Linked DNA regions of Homo sapiens: all the other regions are linked to region 1. The links are chromatin contacts, found by Hi-C or POLR2A ChIA-PET in ENCODE. All regions are on one chromosome and are shown on one strand. The core of a region is the stretch at or near the end of the contact, and the rest is flanking DNA. Distances in the headings are between cores, read along the strand shown.

What was found. A loop is a pair of places that touch in the nucleus more often than their neighbours do. ChIA-PET counts read pairs that join two places held with the same protein, here RNA polymerase II (POLR2A). Pooled maps may share reads with other maps.
Region 2: a map of B cell shows a loop between it and region 1 (10-fold over the local background). The contact joins the promoter of MTRF1 here to the promoter of COG3 in region 1. A Hi-C loop is called at or near these places in 2 of 168 maps with a recorded cell type or tissue (B cell and CD8-positive, alpha-beta T cell) and 7 of 50 pooled maps.
Region 3: a loop to region 1 is called in a map of B cell, with 10 times the contacts of the local background. The contact joins the promoter of RCBTB2 here to the promoter of COG3 in region 1. A Hi-C loop is called at or near these places in 2 of 168 maps with a recorded cell type or tissue (B cell and posterior vena cava) and 6 of 50 pooled maps. POLR2A ChIA-PET finds 5 or more read pairs at or near these places in 1 of 52 experiments (activated T-cell).

What each region holds. Positions count from the first base shown.
Region 1 is chr13:45,463,503-45,466,712 of GRCh38, reverse strand. COG3 (component of oligomeric golgi complex 3) reads right to left here and starts at 1,774. Exons shown (of 23, transcript NM_031431.4): 1 at 1,503-1,774. The coding sequence starts at 1,676.
Region 2 is chr13:41,262,024-41,265,233 of GRCh38, reverse strand. MTRF1 (mitochondrial translation release factor 1) reads left to right here and starts at 1,658. Exons shown (of 10, transcript NM_004294.4): 1 at 1,658-1,749. RefSeq lists a silencer at 1,363-1,452 and an enhancer at 1,740-2,240.
Region 3 is chr13:48,531,328-48,534,537 of GRCh38, reverse strand. RCBTB2 (RCC1 and BTB domain containing protein 2) reads left to right here and starts at 1,458. Exons shown (of 15, transcript NM_001268.4): 1 at 1,458-1,510. LOC124903174 (a long non-coding RNA gene) reads right to left here. Exons shown (of 2, transcript XR_007063795.1): 1 at 2,489-3,210. RefSeq lists silencers at 1,243-1,292, 1,403-1,802 and enhancers at 1,843-2,082, 2,973-3,142.

The DNA.
Region 1 (3,210 bases), core at 525-3,024:
CTCCCCCATCACACCCTCAGTGCTATTAAGTCCAAGCATCCTGCTGCAGTAGGAGCCAAATCAATTATAAACAGACTGGAAAATTTATAGAGCAAACAACTTTTATTATCCAGGGTATAAAAGAGTTTGATAGCTGAGCCAAAGAAATTTCCACCTGCGCCTTCATTGATTTCAGATCCACTTCCGGTACCATATCCTAGAGGTGGAAAAAGAAACCCAAGAAAGAACGCCTATTTGATGGCTGAGCATACAACAGTGAATGTGAAGAGAACGTTTAAATCAAATCTCTAAAGTTGGAGGACAGAAAAAGTTGAAGACTCTAAACTCAATCTGCATTTGGACACAATTCCAAATCGTATAAAAAGAATGCTTCAGGCCAGGCACGGTGGCTCACGACTGTAATCCCAGCATTTTCGGAGGCCGAGGCGGGCAGATCACTTGAGGTCAGGAGTTCGAGAACAGCCTGGACAACAGGGCGAAACCCCATCTCTACTAAAAATACAAAAAATTAGCCGGGTGTAGTGGCAGGCACCTGTGATCCCAGCTACTCGGGAGGCTGAGACAGGAGAATCGCTTGAACCCGGGAGGTGGAGGTTGCAGTGAGCCGAGGTCACGCCACTGCACTCCAGCCTGGGCGACAGAGCGAGAGAAAAGAATGCTTCCAACATCAAAAGTAACCATCACCACTGCTTATATAAAATAATCCTCCTAAACCTGGCCCTCAAAACTGGAAAACGTTTGTCAAACATCTGACAATTCATGTTACTTCCTGCTATTACAACTAATTGAATTGAATCACACAAGAAGCAGTAGTGCATAATATCCTAATGGTAAGTGGATTAAACACATTGACTCTAACACCGAAAACCAGCACTGCTTAATAATGTACTGAGCCAACTTTCAAATAAAATTCATTTTTATTGCTTTGCAATAGGTGAAATAAATCTGATCTCCCATAACTTGCACTTGATTGAGAGCTCATAGTTCAATGTGCGATAAATGAAACTCACTCAGGACCAAGTTTTGGTCTCCCCAAGACCCCCATGGACAAAGCAACCTAGGTGAATCATTAAGGCGGTAAACGAGCACGCGCTGGAGACTGTCCTGCAGCACAGCACCTCGGGTTGACTGCCTCTCCTTCTGGGAGAGAGTGGGCAGCAGGATTACGCCTCGGCTGACAGGACGCCTCGTCTGGGGCAAAACGTTCGGTGCAAGGCTCCGGGCCAACCGTCCCATGCTGCTGGGGGAGGACTGGGTTCCGGCGAGCACCAGCTGCAGGACACCCCCACAGCCGTCCCCAGGCAGAATTAGAGTCGGGGTCGCAGGCAGAGCGAAGCCTGACAGCCTGGGAGATGAGGCCCCTCCCACCGGATCCGCCACCATGGCCAGGGAGGAGTGGAGAGATATCCTGGGCAGAGGCTAGTGAGGCCGGGGTCCTGCCGGGGCGCCCGAGGAGAATCCCAGCCCCATCGCCCCGGCCCGGTTCCTGCCCATCACCTCACCTCAGCTGGCACCGGCAAGTTCTCTGCCGCCGCCTTCAGCTCCAATACCGAGTCCGTCTGCCTGTCGGTCAGCGGCGCCGTCGTGTCCGGTCTCCGATCCCAGAGAGCCAGCTTTTCCCTAGCGTCCCGCTCCGCCGCCGCCTCAGGCAGCAGCAACAGCGCCGCCTCCGCCATCGCCGCCGCCCTCGCGGCCTTCAGCAGCAGCGAGATGGAGGGGACCCCGACAGAGAGACCTGGGCCACTTCCGGGAGAACCGGAGCTTCCAACACTGCACCGGCGGCGGGGCGGGACGGAATGCCCTGACCCCGGAAACGGTTCCGCAGTGTGGGGGGCGGGACCGAGGCCAGTACCGACGTGGCTTTAAATGGGTACGACTATTTCCGGTTGAAACGTAGAAGGTGGAGAAGACAGGACCCAATGGAAATAGAAATGCCCCTACCGGAAGTCTTTTCCTCAACATCAATAACTTTATTGTTACGTGTTGTACAGATTATTGACAACTGCGCTAAATCACCCTGCCGGCAGGAGACTTGGATCTACACCTCTCTGCTTACAGCTGGGTAGTCTGGGTAGAATGTGTGGAGTGTATGATTTCCATGTTGGCATGTTGACAATTTATGCCTCTTGGATCAAAACCAAAAGCATAAACTTTTCCAACATCCAGTAATTCCCCTACTAGAAAACTAATTTACGGAAACACATAAAAAATTCAAAGATGTGTGTATCTCAGACATCATTAATGGTATCAAATAACTGGAGACAACCTAAATGTCCAACATTGAAGAACTGGATCAAGAATTTGTGGCACAGACCAGGCGCGGGGGCTCAGGCCTGTAATCTCAGCACTTTGGGAGACCGAGGTGGGCGTATCACCTGAGGTCAGGAGTTTGAGACCAGACTGGCCAACATGGTTGAACCCCGTCTCTACTAAAAGCACAAAAATTAGCCAGGCGTGGTGGCACATGCCAGTAATCAGCCTGAGAGGCTGAGGCAGGAGAATCTCCTGAACCTGGAAGGTGGACGTTGCAGTGAGCAGAGATCTTGCCACTGCATTCCGGCCTGGGCATCAAGTGAGACTGTCTCAAAATGTATAATAATAATAATTTGTGGTACAGACATGTAATTCTACTCTACCATTTAAATCATATTGTAGATTTGAGCAACAAAATAAATAATGATAGTATTGGATCATAATTTACAGAATAAAATAAATACCCATGAGTCCATACTGCTATAAATAAACGATTGAATAAATAAATGGTGGAGAACAGACAATCTTCTACAAGTTATGGAGGCCTCTTCCTGCTCCTCCCTGGAGTCAAGGCAGGTGGAAACAGCTTCGTAGCAATTTTGACCATTGTCTGGGTAAAGTCTGAAGGCTTTATTCAGGCTTTATAGCACAAATCAGTGCCTGGCTATGTTCCCAAATGAAGGCTCTGATCTTTTAAGAGCAGAATTTGAGACCGGGCGCAGTGGCTCACACCTGTAATCCCAGCACTCTGGGAAGCCGAGGTGGGCGGATTACCTGAGGTCGGGAGTTCGAGACCAGCCTGATCAACATGGAGAAATCCCGTCTCTACTAAAAATACAAAAAAACTTAGCTGCGCGTGGAGGTGCATGCCTGTAATCCCAGCTACTCGGGAGGCTGAGGCAGGAGAATCGCTTGAACCCAGGAGGCGGAGGTTGCTGTGAGCCAACGTTGCACCAT
Region 2 (3,210 bases), core at 409-2,908, 4.2 Mb after region 1:
TCAGGCTGGTTTCGAACTCCTGACCTCAGGTGATCCACCTGGCTCGGCCTCCCAAAGTGCTAGGATTACAGGCGTGAACCACCACGCCCGACTAAGACTAATTTTTTAAGGAGAATAAAGCTTTATATATAATACTCAAGTTATATAGCTGAAAGCACAAATCAGAATAAATAATTAAAGAACTTTTTGGATAACTTAGGAGAATGACTTTATGTAGACCCTTTGAAACTTTTCCCCTACTGGAACATAAGCTCCATGTGGGCAAAGGTTTTTGTCTTTTCTGTTCATTGCTAAATCCTCATGACTAGAATAGTGAATAGCACATAACTGGTGTTCACTATTTATTGAATACATGATTGAAGGTTTTTTCTTTTTTGGAGCAGGGTGGCCCTATATCAGAGCTTAGGAGCCACAGATCATTAAAGCCATTGCCTTAATTGAGTCTTGGCTCTATCACTTACTGTTTTTTACCTTGGAGTAGTTACTTTAGCTCTGTGTGCCTTAATTTTCTCCTCTGCAAAATAAGTATTTTAAGGTTGTAAAAATTAAATGAATTAATAGGGTAAAACCATTTAGAACAGTATTTAGTACATAGTACATAGAAGTAGGTACCTTGAAGTTGGCTATAAACGTTAGATATTATTTTGCATATATAGCTAATTCTCCTATCTATGTATGTGATTATAATCTAAGAAAATACTCTGTAAAGTCAGTAATATGGTACATTTTTTGCCTTTTCTTTCAGGAAGAAAAATTGAGGCATGGAGATAGAAAGACTGTAAATTGCGATAGCCAAGGGCTGGATCCCACTGGATTAGTCAAAGTAGGACAATATGCTTGCATTTTCCTGCAATTGTTTATTAACTGGAGTTTTCATTCTTCACTTAATCAGTGGTTCATAAGCTATGAATCTAGGTTGAGCCCCTACATTCCCATGTGCAAAGAACATTATAAAATCACTAACATGTGGAAATACACGGTCTCCTAACTTTTGGGGCTGTTACTACTTTTAAAATATAAATTTATTTGTATTATCCTTTAGTCATTAGGTATTTTCTGAAGCAATGGAAGCTGAAAGTATAGAAATTACACGCAGAATCTTCTACATTTGTGGATGATGTAAAAGGAGTCTTTATTTTTTTTAAATATTGGAAAACAGTGCTTTACGGGCTTCTAATACATAAGGAAATTATTGTAATTTCACATGCAATGTGTTCTAAATCTTGATCTCTTAATCAGAATCGTAAAGAATCTCTCTTCTAGGTTTGCAGTTAACGGTGAAAACCAAAAACTCCACATTTGGCTGGATAGTGAGTGGAGGGGGTTGGAGGCTGCCGCAAGGTAAACTACAACTCCCAGGATTCTTTGGTGGGCGCTCTGGGAGTTGTAGTTTAGTCCCACCTTGGCCCCTCCCTCCCTCCCTCCCTCCCACCATCTCCATCCCCGCTCTGGGCTCACGCTCTGGATAAGGACGGCGCGGGGGCGGTTGTCTGATGACAATTTCATTCTCGTTTTGTCATTTTTCTCATTTAGCTCATTTTTGTCATTTTAGTCCATTGTTAGGCATGCTCGAGGACAACTCCTCCGGAGAGCGGTAGTGGCGGAGGAGGGGCCGGGAGCGTGCGTTAACCCGGAAGAAGTGAACCAGGAAGTGAACGTGATCTCGGGTTTGTCGGGCTGAAATGTGGCGGGTCTCGGAAGGTTCCGACCTCAGTAAAGAGAGCTAACGTGTATTCTTCTTTTTCTTAGGTACTCACAGTTCTTTCCTGATCTTCCCCGCCGCCTCCTGTATTGCCTCTTTATGGAATCACTCCATATACTGAGTTACACAGCATGGTTTGCCCGTGCTGCTGCCCCGCGGGCTGTCGCTTCTGACCTGCCTACACTCAGAACTTTCCCCAAAGCATCAGAGTAATACTGTTACTGTGATGGGTAATGGAGAAGTCGTGCTGTTCTCAGGTGTAGTTAACCTTGGAGAGTAAACATCTTGTTTTGTTTTGTTTTCCTTAATGTTGAGATTCATGACCTTGAAAATTATGCATTCTACTACTGTTCCTAAAATGGAAATTTTAGCAATAAGTATTCGTACAAACATATATTTGTCATCCTTTTATTCTGTCTGTTAGCAAATGGATACACTTTCTCTAACGTGCTTGAAATACGGGGGTGGTGGAGTGTAACGTTTGTGACAGCTGGCCATTGGTGCTTTCTTCAACAGTTCTTTTAATAATGTGATGCAGTATCCTAAAATCTATCAGTAGAACTCTGGAAACTGAATATTTTAAAGACCATTCTGACTATTTTATTTCCTAGGTGATAATGCTAAGTTAACAGACTTATAGTGAACAAATGAGCTAATATATCAATGCACCTCCTAGCATAGTAGGATCACTGGAGACAGTAAAGTTTGATTTTGATAAATGTTGATCCTTCTTTTTTTGAGTTGAGTCTCACTGTGTTGCCCAGGCTGGCCTTGAACTCCTTGGCTCAAGTGATCCTCCTGCCTCAGTCTCCTGGGTAGCTGGGACAATAGGTGCATGCTACTGTGCGTGGCTTGACCCTTATTTCAACTTTGAACCTTAGAGTTTTCTTAGAACACTTTATATTCTCCCTTTCTTACTCAGTAAGACCATTGTGTACTTTTGTTAGCTCTTGATTATCTCTGTTGGAGGGGAGGAGAACAGAAAATTATTGTACACAGCCAATTTCACCTAACCTGTAATTTTTTAAACTAATCTTTTTTTATGATTAGGAAAGTATTCCATGCTACATGTGCAAGAAACTTGGAAAACACTGAAAAGTAGAAAAAATAGCAAGCAAAAGGTATTCATAATCTCACAACTAGAGATCATTTTATTAACATTTTGGTATGTTTCTTTTTTTTTTTTTTTTTTTGAGACAGCGTGTTGCTTTGTCGCCCACGCTGGTTGCAGTGGTGCGATCTCAGTTCACTGCAACCTTCGCCTCCCAGGTTCAAGCGATTATCCTGCCTCAGCTTCCCGAGCAGCTAGGACTACAGGTGTGTGCCATCACGCTCAGCTAATTTTTTTGGTATTTTTAGTAGAGATGGGGTTTTCCCATGTTGGCCAGGCTGGTCTCGAACTCCTGACCTCAGATGATCTGCCCGCCTCGGCCTCCCAAAGTGGTAGGATTACAGGCGTGAGCCACTGTGCTCGGCACATTTTGGTATGTTTCTTATTTAACTTTCTT
Region 3 (3,210 bases), core at 209-2,708, 3.1 Mb before region 1:
GCCTGCATGAACTTCAGCTGTCCATAATGCGTAAAAGACCAAGTGCGCAAGGCAAACAGATCTTGCCATGGTTGCTGATGAAAGAAACTTAATCTCTTGGGGCCTGAGTTGCCTTATCTGTAAAGTAAGGATAATCCTTGCCTTACAGGATTATTGTGAGCTCCAAATAAGATAAACCTCTTGGCACACAATAGGTGCTTAAAAAAAAAATGCCAGCTATCATCACTGAAGTGAGCTTTTTCTGAGAGCAAACCTGTTTAACTCATAAATTTCTTTCATTGATAAGATGTAACCAGTGGAGAAACTTGGGGCAGGCACACGATGCCTCTCTGCACTATCGCTGCAACTTCCTGTTAATGTATACTTACTTTTTCTTCCATTTAGAGCTCTACAAGAAATACCTGTGTACCATTTTGCGTGCCTCCTTCTGAGGCTCAGTGGGCTATGCTCAGAGAATAGAGATAAATGTCTGCCCTATGTAGCAGAAAGGCAGTTATACATTTTAGAATGATGTTTTTCCGAAGAAATGACAAAAGCCAGACGAAACAGACTGACACGGTCACTGTGGTTTGGAATGTTAGTTTTTCTCTTTGGCTTTACTACTTTTGGCTCTACACTGTAGAGGAACCAGTGTCCTCATGAAACAGCCAGTATAAAAGCAAGTAGCTTACTTCACAGGAATAGCTAATAACATTTAATTGTTGAGCATTTAACCAAAACCCACTCAGGTCAATTTAAGTGTAGTGCAGTGGAAGAAATTATTGCACACTGCAAAGTTGTGGTGCATTTTACTTAAATCTACAAAGGCCAACAGAAGTGCAGTGTAATATAATAAATTACTGCAAAATATAATCATAAGGGGAGAAGGTGGCTGTTTTCGAAGCCCTTGGCCCCAAGGTAACTGAGGTCATCCCCCTGAACCCCCCAGCACACATCCTCATTATTTCAGCATTTGTACTACAGGGGGCTACAAGACTTCCGCCCCACAGCAATGGGGTGAAAACGTGAAGTGATCGGAGCCCCCAGATAGAGGGGCCAGCAATAGAAGAAAAGCTGGGGCAGGCTGGAGGAGAGGGGCTGTGGAAAAGGTTGCTCTCAGCATCATACACGCCTTATCCTTCTAGGTCGGGTATCCACAAATTCCCAAAATTTGCGAGAACATAACCCTGGAGAAGGTGGGGGTGACCCACGGAGGAACTCCCTGGAAAAGCGGAGGCGGCCCCAATGGGAGACTCCCGGGGGTCAACTCCGAGGGGAGGGGGCGTCTGCGAGAAAGGGGAGGGGCGGCGGTGGGCAGCCTAGGGAGGAGAGGAGGGGCGAGACGCCGTCGCCAGCCCCCTCCTCTTGTCTGCGCTCCCTTCGTTTCCGTCTCGGCCGGGCACCCGAGCGCATCCCGCCGAGGCCGGGCCGTTTCAGGGGGAGGCGCCAACTCATCGCGGCGCCGGGCCCCTGACCGTGCAGTAACCGCTACCCAGGAGGCGGAGCGGACAAGGCTCCGGCCTGCGAGGAGGTAAGAGGGTGGAGGAGTGGTGTGGGAGGCCGAGGGGGATCGCGGCCGTGACGTGGGATGCTGTCAGGTACCACTGGGGCAGGCCACCCCTCCCCGCCCCTGCGGCCCGACCTCCCCGCCAGAGACAGCTGAGGGGCCCAGGGGACTAGAGCCGCGACCGTGCCACAGGCCTAGGCGTCGTCGCGCATGCGTAAAACTGCTGGCGGGAGTTAAGAGCTAGGTTCCGGGGCTACACCCAGCCCAGGCCGCAGGCAGAGGCGGCCCTGCGCATGCGCAATTCCGCTGGCGTGGGCCCGGTGCGCTGCTCGCGACTACATCCTGCCCAGGCCGCCGGCCCAGGCTGCGCTGCGCATGCGCGAGTCCTCTGGTAGGGGTCGCGTTTGGCGTCGTTCCAGGGTGATCATCTGCTCGGAGGCCGCTCTCATCCTAAGCTCCCACGTCTGGTGTGGCTGGGGGGGCGTCACAGGTCCCGAGGGAGCGTCCTGCCTGAAGTTTCTCCCTCCTAACCCACTCGCTGCACTGCATATGTTGCCGATGTTTTCATTTCTGTGGCCTCGACCCCTAGGCTCCCGTCCCATAAATCTAGTACCCCAGGTCCCGGGCACCGGCCCGGCTCACTAACTCAGTGGCAGTATATGCTTTCGACATTTGGTCCTGATGTCCAGGAATAGCGCGAAAAGTTTGACTTTGTTAGGCGAAGCCGTTTTGGAACTGCGGAGGGATGGGAAGAAATCGCCGAGCGTCTTAAGCCGCAACATAGTGCTCTGCTCAGCCCTGGAAATAGAGGTTTTCAGACATTGAAAACTTTCCAAGTGCTCCGTCTTGGCGGAGAAAGAACTGAGTTGGAAGGCTAATTTAGAATGAACTTTTTGCTTTTGTTCTTTGCAAAAATTACATAAAATGTTGCAACAGTTCGAGACCAGGACTATAACAAAACGCATTTCATGGAGCTACTTTGTACCGCGCTTGGCGACTTACCTTGTCAGAGCTGAATAAAAGTGGTTGAGTTCACAAACAGTGCTCTGGATCGTTGCTCTTTCCCCCAGACACTGTTTAACGTTTATTGAGCCTCCTGGCTTTGCACCTTCCTAGTATTGCGTTCCTGCTGGGTTTTACACCTTACTAGACAGTGGGTCTTAGTTAAGTCAGTTTCGTGACTCCTGGGGCTACTGTGAAGAGTTTCTAACAATGTCATTACTCTGTGCTTTGTAATCTTATATGATGTGCTGATACAGATATTTGGGGGCTGGAATAGAAGAGCCACTTAGGCTCAGAGAATGAGTATTCTAGGTGAAACGTAATCTCTTTATTTCCTGCTAGACAGTACATGCGTGTTATTAAGCAGCAGGTAAAAGCAACAAGAATGATACGTTCTTGCATACCCCACTTCCACCACTCAGGCCTTATTGCTCTTGCTGGGCTCGCCAAGCGGACCCTCATCCCAGGGCGTCTGCGTTTGGTATTTCCAGTATGCTCAATGCTCACTTTCCCACTCTTCGCAAATCTGCATGGCACAGAACTTTATTTAAGTCTTGAAACAATTGCCATCATTTCAGAGAGGTGACTACCTCACCTAAAATGTCTGGCTCTCCAAACTCTTGTACTGCTGGTTCGGCTTTGTAGCACTTAATCACCATCTGATATTATATATTTGTAAGGGTATGATCAATCTATCTCCACCATAATTGAAGCTCAGAAGG